2 separate regions of the Homo sapiens genome follow, and region 1 is linked to region 2. A link is a loop called in an ENCODE intact Hi-C map of the cell type or tissue named here. Cell type or tissue: ascending aorta. All regions are shown on one strand. Links, peaks and the distances in the headings refer to the core of each region. The heading gives the core; the rest is flanking DNA.

Region 1 (5,973 bases), core at 501-5,500, 320 kb after region 2:
AATTCAATGGGAAGAGAAAAACATGACAGAAAATTGTGACAACATTTCCAGAAGCATAAGTGGAAAGAAAGAGAAAGGTAGTTAGAGGAGACTACAGGATCAAGTCAGGGGTTTGACTTTTGAGGTAAAGAAATATGTTTATGTTCCAAAGGAAAGAAATCACTGAAAAGGAAAGGATTAAAGAGAAATAGGAAGACAAAAATTTGGTGGGCAAGACATAGGAGGATAAATAGGGAAGGAATTTTTAGCACATGACGTTTTAGCCACAGTTACACCTCCCTGATGGGCAGAGTTGGTTGTATGCAAAGTCCAGGGGCAGAAGCAGGGAAGAGAAGGTCATCCTCAATATCATAATTTATCTGGGGAGAAGTAGGGCATATCACTTGCTGATGTTGAGGTTGCTAATGGCTTGAGGAGTGTGATGACAGTTTAGAACAGCCCCTGGATTGCAAAGAACATGAACAGAAACTAGAGGGTTGTTGCTGAACTTTGGATTATACTTATGGTAACCTCATCACTGAGAACTTCCCAGATTGCTGCTTTTCTTACTATACTTCTGGAGTGTGCTGAAAGCCTCTTTGAGGTTATTTACCTCTGAGTTTGTAGATGACATTGCCTTTAGTGCTTGTCTATAAATACCAAAGAAAAGTCAGTTTTGTTGTTCATTATTTTCTAAAAGGCTTTTGGAAATTTATTCAAGATACCATCTTCCACAAAACCTAAAGATTATATTTATGTCCTTGCTGACATCAAGCAATTTATGAAGCTAAATAGAAAGATCAGTCTTAGAAACAGGGTCATAATATTTCCCTGAAGCTGTCACCCAAGTAAAGCCAAACATGTTAGAGAACTCATTATAAGGAAACTTACCATACACCAGGCCTTGAAAATGAACTCTGAAAACTTGCCAACTACTTTTGAGATTAAAACAATTTCTGAGCAGCATTTGGTCCTAACTTTAATCTGTAATAAGAGAAGAAAGTGGAATTTAATTCATTTTACTACTTTTCAAAGTAAACTACCAGATCAAATAACTGGTTGATGATTTAGGGAAAAGGCACTGGAGCCAGATGCCTGTGTTTGAACTTGCCCTTTACTAACTTTATGACCTCATATAAATTGCTTTATCTTTCTGTGCTTCAGTTTCATGGTCTGTAAAATGAAGATGAGAATAGAAAGTATCTTATGCCTTGTTATAAAATTAAATGAATTAATATTTGTAAGCACATAGCACCTAAAATAGTATTATATGAGTATTTGCGAAATGTGTTTATTTTAATACACAAAGGTGACTGGCTGATGTTGGGGCTGCTAATGCCTTGAGGAGTGCTCCCCAAAGAGCACTTACACTTGAGTGCTCTTAAGTGCTCTTACACTTAACATAAAGGTGTATTAAAGGTTTAGCACACCTTTAATACAACAGTGTATTAAAATAAAAGAGCTTATTATAAAAAACGGTTTAATTTGGCATATTCTACTGAACACCAATTCCATATAATCCCTACTCTGGAAGCTTTAAAGATAACTCAGATTTCACAGGAGATAAAAATAAGTTTACACACATGTACATGTGTACACACACACATGCACACAGAGGCACGCACTCTGTAATTTTATTAGTGTTAGACAGTTGATGATAAAAAGTATTTTTTAAGACCACTAGGGTATGATTTAACCCTGTCACAAAATAGGACAGATAAGGTTAGCAAATTATTTTTTCATAAATATATAGGTGAGCCTCTTGACATTTATAAGGAATGCATTCTTATGTTTTTTCTTCCTCCCAAAGGCAATTATCAAATAAATAATTATAATGTAAATATTGGAAAATAGGTTAAGTGTGTACTATTCAAATTCTTCCAATTCCTTCTTAGATAGGTTACATACACTACATCTATAACCAATAAATCAACTTTTAATTTTATTTAATCAATAAAACAACATATGCTTCTATGGTAGAATATCCTCGTTACATATTATAAAATTTCATGAACTGTTAAGTCATTTGTAAAACTGTGAATATTAAAATGAAATATGCCCAAACCAACTTTTTGTGTATAAATTATAGTTTGTATATATATATATACCCTTTTTTATATATAAACATAGAGAATTATACATGTCTTTACATATGTATACTAAAAGTCCATGTGCAATCTGAAATATTCTCCAACATTTTCGTTGATTTCATGAAATTTTATATTTCTTTTCAAATTGGCATATTTCACTTAGCTATCTATTTGCATTATTTTCCACTGCATTTTCAGCAGTGTAAAACAGTTTGCAATTATCAATGTATAGCTCTACAAATATATTAAGACCATTTGGGGGCTAATTTTATAAATAGGTAACTAATTAGTGAATAAGTTTGTCTTATGAGTACCTATGCTTCTTTTTGTAGCCTCATAATTTTGGAAATTCAGATATTCAACTCTTGCTAGTTTAATCTGTCTTGGAGTTTCTGTGAGTGAGTCACTGGACCAAAAGCTGACCTAAAGAGATGCAATATTGTGTAGGAAAGCATATTCATTAAAGATATATGAATAGCACAATATTTAACATTAGTGCCTAATTCTAAAGGAACCCAGGTTTTACAACTTTATATGCTGAAGCATCGATACAATTTAATAGTATATATTATCTCATAGTGCTTTGTAATTGATTTATGATTCTTTCATACTTAAGAGATATTCTAAAATAAATTCTCTGAAGTCCCTAAGAAGAGATATTAGTGAGATGTTCCTACCATAGACTGCCAACTCATTCCGTTATCTACCTAGACTTCTTCTACCTTCTGACTTTTAAAGTATAACTCAAATTCCACATCATCCACTGCTATTCACACTAATCTATTCCTCTTCTGAATTTCCACAGCAATACCCTATTTCCAGCAGGATTTTTTTTCAAGTATTCACACACTGCTCTGTGCTCTTATTTGGAAATGTCATGTACTTAAAATTTGTTTCACCAGTTCAAGTGCAAGCACATTGGCATGCTTTGTGTTTCTCTTGGCTGGGCCACAGTGCTTTTTTCATGTAGCATGAAACAACAAACACTTGGAGAATAAAAATTAATACAACTTAATCTCATCAAATTCAGCATCTATGTCTAATACTTTTTTCTGTCTTCCATATGATCTAAAGTAGCTGAGAAGCCGCAGTATTGTTTTCAAAAATACGTACATGGTGGCTATCATCCAATTGATAGTTCTATAAAATATCTGTTAAGAAATTTGACTGGTTTTACAAAATGTAGCACAGCATAGGAAAAACAAATTATTAATTTCAAAGTCATGGTAAAATTCTCTTTACTGATCATAGGTGATATGTATTTATAAAGAAAGATATGCATTCGTAGGGAAAGATAGCTGTCATGTGGAAGAATAAACATGAAGTTTACAGTCTGATTGGAGTTTTATTACTGTCCCTGTCTCTCAATAACTGCGTGACTTAACAAGTTTTTTAAACATTTTTGAGCCTCATTTTTTATGTATGTTAATAACATTTGTTCTACAGAGTTTTGTTTTAAATAATAGATGCAACAACAATGACAAAGTACTTTTAAGCTATATAAAGTTAGGATTTTCAGAATTATTTTGATATCAAAATGTTACTGTGACACAATTCAAATTTCAGATTAAGAAAATTAATAACTGTCTCACCTGAATTATATGGAACAATACACAAGTATTCTATATACACACAAGATAGAAAGCTAAGAATAAGAAGTAAACAAAAACCATCTTGTATTTATAGAATACTTTCTTTAAAACAACCTATAACTCAGCCAGAATTTACTGGTTACAAGGCATATAGTTATCTATAAATACAAAGAAGCCCTCAAGGAAGGAAATACTGAATCATATTTTTATGCTGCTACTCATGCATTTTTATTAAGAATTTCAAAACCAACACTTGAAATGAAACTGAGACATTGTAAAACATCGGTTTTACAACTCTCCATTTCTGCCTACTCCAAGTCCAAGAAACGTTTGATAAATTTTGAAGATACTATATCCTGAGTTATTTCTAATTGCTCATTTACTCATTTATGCATTCATCCAATCAGTATTGATGTAATCAGTATTTTTTTCTCAGACATGCTGATAGATTGTAGGTGTATGGTTGTAAACTGCACACACATGTTCTCTGCCTTCATGGAGTTTATAGCTTAGTGGGGAATTAAAAATATATGTAGGTTAGCAATTTAACATACATATGAGTTCGTTCTATGCTAAGTAAAAAGGGGGATAAAATAGTGCCGATTTTGAGATCAGCATTATAGAATCTACTTTAGAAGAGTAGTGTAAAAGTCTTCAACTAACTGACTTCTAAGTTGAGTCATGAAGGATAAGAAGTCAATTTTACGAAGAGCAGAGAAAAGAGTCTCTGCAAAGGCTGTGGGGAAGAGCATGTTTTGATGCACTTGAACAGCATCAAGAACTTGAAGAAGCTGTCGCCGCTGGAGCTGAGAAAGCAGCAGAGGTGGGCACATGAGTGGATGGTGAATAGGAAGTCAGGACTGAAACCAAACAAGTCCTTGGGAACCACGACAAGAATTTTCATTTTATTTGCATTACAAAAGCTATTGAAGACTCTTAAACAGACGGCAAATTAATAGATTTATGCCTTTTAAAACAGGATTTTTTTTTAAGCTGAAAGAGAGTAAAAGGAGAAGCAGGGAAGTAATAAAAAACACACCTCAGTGCGCCACTGCACTCCAGCCTGGGGGACACAGAGCAAGACTCCGTCTCAAAAAAAAAAAAAAAAAAAATGCATACCTCAGGAGCCTGCGTTGTCTAGGTGACAGGTGATACTGGCATGGACTAATGGGGTAACAGAAAGTAACAGCATCTGTCTTTAATGTATTTTCCTTTAAAAAGTGGAACTGTCAGTGAAAGAAATTGAACTGGGGGTTCACTTAAAATCCTTGGTTTATTTTAGGGAAAGGGGAAAAAAGAGATTTTTATTAACTTCACTGCTACCAGCACAAATATATTCATAGAAAATATATCTCTGGTCTGCCTTGTTCTAAAAAACCTTATCTTAGAAACATTCTATTATTTCAAGGAAGTTATGCTCTAAAGATTGTCAAACATTATTTTTACACATGTATTTAACATTTTCTACGTTCCACACACAACGATTGATATTTTTTGTATATATTTATCTAATTTCCATAACAATACTATCTCCTTTTTTGAGGTAAAGAATGAGAAAAAAATAAGAAACATGTCTAAGGTCCAAGGTGATACCACTCACTAAATTGAGAACTTAAGGCCGGGTGCGGTGGCTCATGCCTGTAATCCCAGCACTTTGGGAGGCCGAGGCGGGCGGATCACGAGGTCAGGTGATGGAGACCAACCTGGCTAACACACGGTGAAATCCCGTCTCTACTAAAAATACAAAAAATTAGCCGGGCGTGGTGGCAGGCACCTGTAGTCCCAACTATTCGGAGGCTGAGGCAGGAGAATGGCGTGAACCTGGGAGGCGGAGCTTGCAGTGAGCCGAGATGTCGCCACTGTAACCTGGGTGACAGAGCGAGACTCCGTCTCAAATAAATAGATTAATTAATTAATTAATTAATTCAGAACTTAAACCTGCTCTTGCCTCTGCTTGACTCCAGACCTCATGGTCTCTGTCCCAATTCACCAGTTGTTTTCTTCCTTCCTTCCTTTCTCCCCTTTTTTCTTCTTTCCTTCCTTCCATCATTTTTTCCTGTCCCAATTTACCAATTCTTTCTTTGTTTCTTTCAAAAAAAAGTATTGATTTATTCGTATTTTACTTTTTTACATTAGTTATTTATATTATTCTATTTTTAAACATTTTTTTCTATGTTCCACAAAGAATTTCTTAATTTTATTCTATTACTCTGAACTCCAAGACATAGAAGGGAAGTATTAACTCTTAATTTACCTTAGTTCATTTTCCATTACTATAACAGAATACCTGAGACTGGACAATTTCTTTATTT
Region 2 (5,973 bases), core at 317-5,316:
CAGGAGGTCGCAGTGAGCTGAGATCATGCCATTGCACTCCAGCCTGTACAACAAGAGCGAAACTCCTTCTCTCAAAAAAAAAAGTAAAGGCAAATTCATCATTAGGAATATTAGCATTGTTACATCTGCTTGTGTATAGAATTTTGTAAAACTCAAATCGAGAGAAAACAGATCATAAGATAATAACCAATTAGAGAGACTTCTCTTTACTCAAAGTTTGTGCTACAACGACTATACGTATATAAAGAAAAGAATGGAATATCAACCAATAGAATAAGTTTAAAAGGAGAAAGATATGGTGGAATAATTCTCTGTTGCCTCATCTGATGTTGACTGCTCCTTTCCCTATTTTGTAAATTCAGGGTTTGACTTCTTAAAGTTGATGTATTTAAGAGAAAGGACACAAGAAAGAAAATGGGAAAGGAATGGAAGGTACTTACTTCACTTACACTTCTACTGTTTCAGCATTACTAATTTCTGGATGTGAAAGTCCTCTAAGTAAATTACTCATTAGCAAATCAGCAGCACATTATTACATTCTTGAGTAGAAATATTTTGTGCAATCTAAATACAGAAATAAAAGTGGTATTAAAAATACTGCATATGAGACAGATAAATTCCTCTTCACTGTAGGGTACTACAAGGACCATGCTTACATAAACAGAATAACATAATTGAGATGAAACAATTCTATTCCTAAAAAGTTTTCATGAGTTCTTTGGAAATTAGCTAACTCTGAGGATATCTGGCCTGCAGTTTCCTCATGCTGGATGCAATAACTTCCCTGATTGGTCATTTGCAACTCCTTGCTTATCCTTTAGTATCTGGAAATTTGATCAATTATTTGGCCTGAGATAGTCTCCCCCATTCAGGTGGTTTCCAATGATAAAATCAAAGATGACTCTTTTATGGTTATGCTTCATAAGTGAATTCATTTGGGGTATCATATACTCACACATTTTTTCTGCAATAAAATCTTGGAGCATGTGCTGAATTCCTATGCAAGATTACTTCTCCCTTCTTATCTGTGTGGCCTCAGTTCTGGTCCTAGATAAAGTCCTAGGAGACATATTTCAAACTCTCCTCTTGATCCATTTGAAGCCCTCCTCTATATGAAGTGAAAGGCAGGGACCTGTCCACCGCAACCTCTTATAGTTGGGGTGGGGTGAAGAAATGGGATTCAGGCCACAGCAAGAGTTCTCTATTCAAAAAAATTTTTTTTCCCATTCAGCAAGCCTTCTCTCTGCCTCAAAATCTCTTTCCTAGGCTGCTAAAGAAAAAAAAAAACTATTCAGCTCAGTATTGTCTAGAAACTTCAGCTGAAACAAAGTAAAAGGATTGTATTTATAATCTTCTTGCATAGTTATAATCACATTCTTTGAATTAAGGTAGGAGTTCTAGATAATCCACTGAAGGAAAGTGACTTGTGCAAAATAAGAGAACATGAGATCATATTGCTACCCTGACAGCAATAGAGGTGGGGAAGAGAAATTACCTGCAAAATGCATGGAAAGAATGTGTTATTGAGAACATGTTTTGGAAAAAGAGGTCAAGAGAACAAGATGATTGGGAACATTAGCACTGTTACATCTACAATGCTGTTACCCACATTACTTTGGGGAGTTTGCTGTGTCTTCAGCATACAACTGCTTTTATCTGTAAATGGAATGAGTTTTAACATTCATTGACAGGGAAACTAACAGTTCTTGAAATTTTATATGACAAATCCTGTGATAGGCATGTCCAAATAGATAATTATATCCCAACAGCCCTAAAGGCTATAGTAAATAATTTTCCCATTTTATAAACAAGTAAATTGCCACATGAAAAGCTAAGTTTTACTCTCAGAATAACTTATTGAGTAACATGGCACTGTTTTTGTTCAAAGCTTATTGTTCTAGAAAGTTGTCTCTTCATGGACTAGGAAGTTTTTATTTACTTTTACTACAGTTTTAGAAATTTAGAATGAGTCATTTGATCTAAGTATGTCCTATTGAACATTATATATTTCCTCTAAGGTCCATATTACATGTCTATTTCAGCTATGATCTTGTTAATATGCATATATTTAGAATTTTTAGCCCTAAATGGTGAATCAGTTTTAAAGTTTGCTTAACCAGTAATGTTATAGGACTACCAAGTTCATATGCCCACTATGTAGTAACATACCACTACACCGAGACAGAAGGGTTTGCAGCAGAGGAGGAGTTTAATGACACACAGCGGCCATGTGAGGAGATGGAAAAGACCATAAAATCAGTCTTCCCAAGGAGTTCTGGGCTGGGGATTTTAAGGAAATAATGGAGGGCGAGGTGCTAGAAAAATGGGGTTGTTGATTGGTCAGGATAAGGGAAATGAACTCATCAGGATGTGGAAACTGCGTTAGTTGCTAAGTCAGCTCCTCCTGGGGTCCTTCATACCAGCTGACATCAGTAGTTTCATTGGTATCCAGAACCTGAAGGAATATCTCAAAGGGAAAACAACATTTTACAATGTCTACATTGTTATATACAGAGCAGTTAAGGGGAACCATAATCCTGTGATAGGGTCTGAGTGATTCTGGGGCAACAGGCACCAAACAGCTATGAGGAAGAGGGTCAGAGAGCAAGCTGCTTAGTGATTAAGGCTGAACATGCTGCAAGCTTGGTTTATTTTCATTTCTCCCCCTCCCTTCTTCCCGGGTTAATTTTAAAATTTATGGGGATAGTTTCAGTAACTCAGGGAAAGTAAAAAGAAGACAAGAATCTGGAGCACAATATTGCTAGATTGTATATTTTGGGTTAACCCAGAATAATTGTGTCAAAAATGTTCTAGTTTGGCCTGGAGAAGTTATCAGTTGCCACTATAATCAGAAAGAGCATGGGAGCCAGCTGCTGGAATGAAAGGATGGAAGAAAAGAGTGAGGAGACAAGTTTCCTGTATCACTAGGCTTTGTGATCAACTTTGGGTGCTCAGCAATCTTTTGTTAGTTTGAAAAACCTTCAATTTAAGAAACTACTAATTGCTTTTTGTTGTTTTGATTTTGCTTAATTGACGTCTTTAGTAGTAAGCAGCAGACAGAATTTAGCAAGATGATTAGACTGAATTTGCAATTCATGTACACAAAATATGTAATTTCTGATTCATTTTCCCACTGTCATAAAAACTATACTTTTAATGTGCAACTGTGGATATGAATTTTAGTTTTTATTTCTCACAATGTTTTGGTTGGCTGTAGTGTGTAAATGACACACTTCCTCATTTATAGTCAAATGCTGTCTTTGGTTCCCAAATCCTTTTCTTGCCTACAGCAACTTCACCTGAATATACTTCCTTAAAATGTAAATAATTTTGTTAAGAAATAAATCCTTAAATTTGAGGTAAACTACAGTGACTTTTAGGTTAGTGACTGATCCTCAGCAGTTGTTTCAGATTGATGCTTAATCAATTTAGTGTTTTTAACAAAACATCAATTTTTAAAATTAGCTCCTCAAGATACAGCTTTCATGGAAGAGAATAGCCTAAATGCCTGTCTTCCTTTAATTGTTTGGTTAGCCAGGGAAGAAGGAGGTACTACCATGAAGCGACATGCAAGTGAAGTTCATTGCCATGGTTAGTAATGTTTTCTGAGTGGTTAGTAATCACTGTTTTCTGAGGGCTATCTAGGGAAAAAATGAGATGGTGAAATTCACAGTGGTTTAAGTTTCTGTTAAAAAAAAAAAAAAACAAACTTTCTTTCAATGTATTTCCCTTCTATGCCCTAATTTCATAGACCATGGTCAAAATTACAAGTTTGGCATCTCGAGTTTCTGGGGCTATAACAATTTTTCCCAGCTAGTAGCAGATTCATTTCTGCTAAAATTCTATTACTCTAAGCTATTTCTCTCAAGGATTGTAACAATTCTTCTGAAAACAGATCAGCAGCTTTCAGTATAATCTGACTTCATCTAACTGGAACAAGGTCCACTTCTGGTAAATCCTGCAACTGAATGTGACAGGAATAGAAAACTCTATTTCAGTGCCTTGCAGGGTGTGATGAAAGGCATTTGGAAAGTGATTTGGATTATTTTTATTGTTTTTTTAGACCTAGGCTTAGTATTAGCTTTTGTTCTGTTTTATTTTCAACAATGATTTAGAATGACAGCATTTATATTTTAAGTAGAAACAAATTAAAAGACAGCTCTCTTTCAGGTGTTTGCTAAGCATACAAGTAAACAAAGGTTTTTTTAGAAACATTTTAATATTATATCATCCAAATAAAATAAGTTCTGAAATAAATGCTGAATTCTACACTCATCTATGTTTATTCACAAATGTTTATAAACACACATGTACATATTTACAGCCTAGTACTGCAGATACTAAAACGAAAAAGAAAAAAAAATCACCTTTGTCTTAACATATAAGGAGAACAGAAAAGAAGCAAAGAGAAAGAGGTTAGCAAAGAGGAAAGAAAGCAAGCAAGAGAGAACTAAAATCATTTGAACTATATTTCTTTTAATAGTCTACAATCACTTGAGATCATTTAAAGCTTCATTTGGTCAAGAAAGTTATTTACTGCAAAATATTTTAATGACATAAAAATAACCAATTAGATATGTGTAGAAAAAATATTAAACAATATAGGAACAATTAAATACAAGAGTCATAAAACAATATTCAAGGAAGAGAAGGAATTATTGGAAGCTATGAAAGTTGTTTGTTTTATACTGTTTGTTCAAGAACAGATCATCTGGAATTAAGACAAAGATTTTGGAGGATATTCCTGACAGAAAAAACAGCTTGCTTAATATGGGGTCCTGTGTAATCTCACACGCTGTGGAAACAGAGTTGGAAACCAGACTAGGAACAGAAAACAATATAGGGCTCCCTATTAGAACCGTCAACCAACTTATACAGAAGATGGCCCAGAACCAAGAGCTCATAAAATAAGAGAGCAGAGAGAAATGGAAGATTCAACAATCTCCATATAAGAAATCAACATGGCATTTCAGAGAAGATGTGAAGTAAGAAATCAGAGGAAGACATTTACCCCCCTTTAGGTAAGGAAAAAAGACAATAGCCAACATACAAAAGTCAAGGAATATATAGACAGTTTTACCAAGTCAAAACAGAGAACTAGGCAAATGCAAAAAATTCAGAAATACACAAATAGCAGATGTCAAAACAAGGTAGTCTGGGCACAGTGGCTCACGTCTATAATCCCAGCACTTTGGGGAGACGAGGTAGGTGGATCATCTGAGGTCAGAAGTTCAAGACTAGCCTGGCCAACATGGTGAAACCCCCACTCTACTAAAAATACAAAAATTAGCCAGGCATGGTGGTGGGCGCCTGTAATCCCAGCTACTTGGGAGGATGAGGAAGGAGAATCGCTAGAACCTGGGAGGCGGAGATTGCAGTGAGCCAAGATCACACCACTGCACAGGTGACAGAATGAGACTCTGTCTCAAAAAAAAAAAAAAAAAAAAGGAAAAAAGAAACAAGGTAGATATATCTATATATCAAGTAATCATAGTAGGTGACCAATGAACTGGGCTCAGTTTGACTTTGAATTTCAAATAACTTTCGTCTCAAAAGTATGCTTCCTGTTGGGGTAAGAGAGAATCTCTGGGTAAGGAATGGTCAATGCTGATAAAATAAAAAATGCACATTATGCAGATTAGTAAGTGGGCATCACTTGGGGTACTGAAAAATGAGAGCTCATTTAGATGTCAGCAGAAGTTAATAGAAGAAAGGTAAATGAAAATATAAAAAGGAATTGTTGGTTGAGCAGAAGAATCAACTAAACTAAGTACCTTCTGGTATAAAAAGATTCTAAAATGTATAATTACACAAACATAATACAAGTTTGTTTCTTTTTCATGTCAATAGTAATGGGTGATACCACCCTCCATGCACTTATTCAGGACCTTAAGTTAACAGAAGTTCTGTGATTTTTTAACACATGGCTGTAAGTGGGTTTATCTTCATTCCAAAGGGTAGAAAAGCATTCTG

The links. Hi-C counts contacts between places; a loop is a spot of excess contacts. Peaks named below come from ENCODE experiments on the same cell type or tissue, not always from the same donor. Only the 100,000 strongest peaks of a DNase experiment are listed, where the experiment ranks them.
Region 1: it touches region 2 in a loop (2.0-fold over the local background); 1 of 110 quality-filtered maps calls a loop at or near these places.

The regions. Positions count from the first base shown.
Region 1 is chr4:137,691,371-137,697,343 of GRCh38, forward strand. It overlaps LOC101927414 (a long non-coding RNA gene), which reads right to left. Exons shown (of 4, transcript NR_187911.1): 2 at 871-963. Among named protein-coding and RNA genes, the nearest start is that of LINC02172, 150 kb to the left of the region's middle. In ascending aorta, for the core only: no CTCF peak of the experiment used is centred there; a DNase peak (open chromatin) is centred at 3,011; H3K27ac peaks cover 1,955 bases.
Region 2 is chr4:137,371,714-137,377,686 of GRCh38, forward strand. No RefSeq gene overlaps it. Among named protein-coding and RNA genes, the nearest start is that of PCDH18, 160 kb to the right of the region's middle. In ascending aorta, for the core only: no CTCF peak of the experiment used is centred there; no DNase peak of the experiment used is centred there; H3K4me3 peaks cover 1,130 bases; H3K27ac peaks cover 3,866 bases.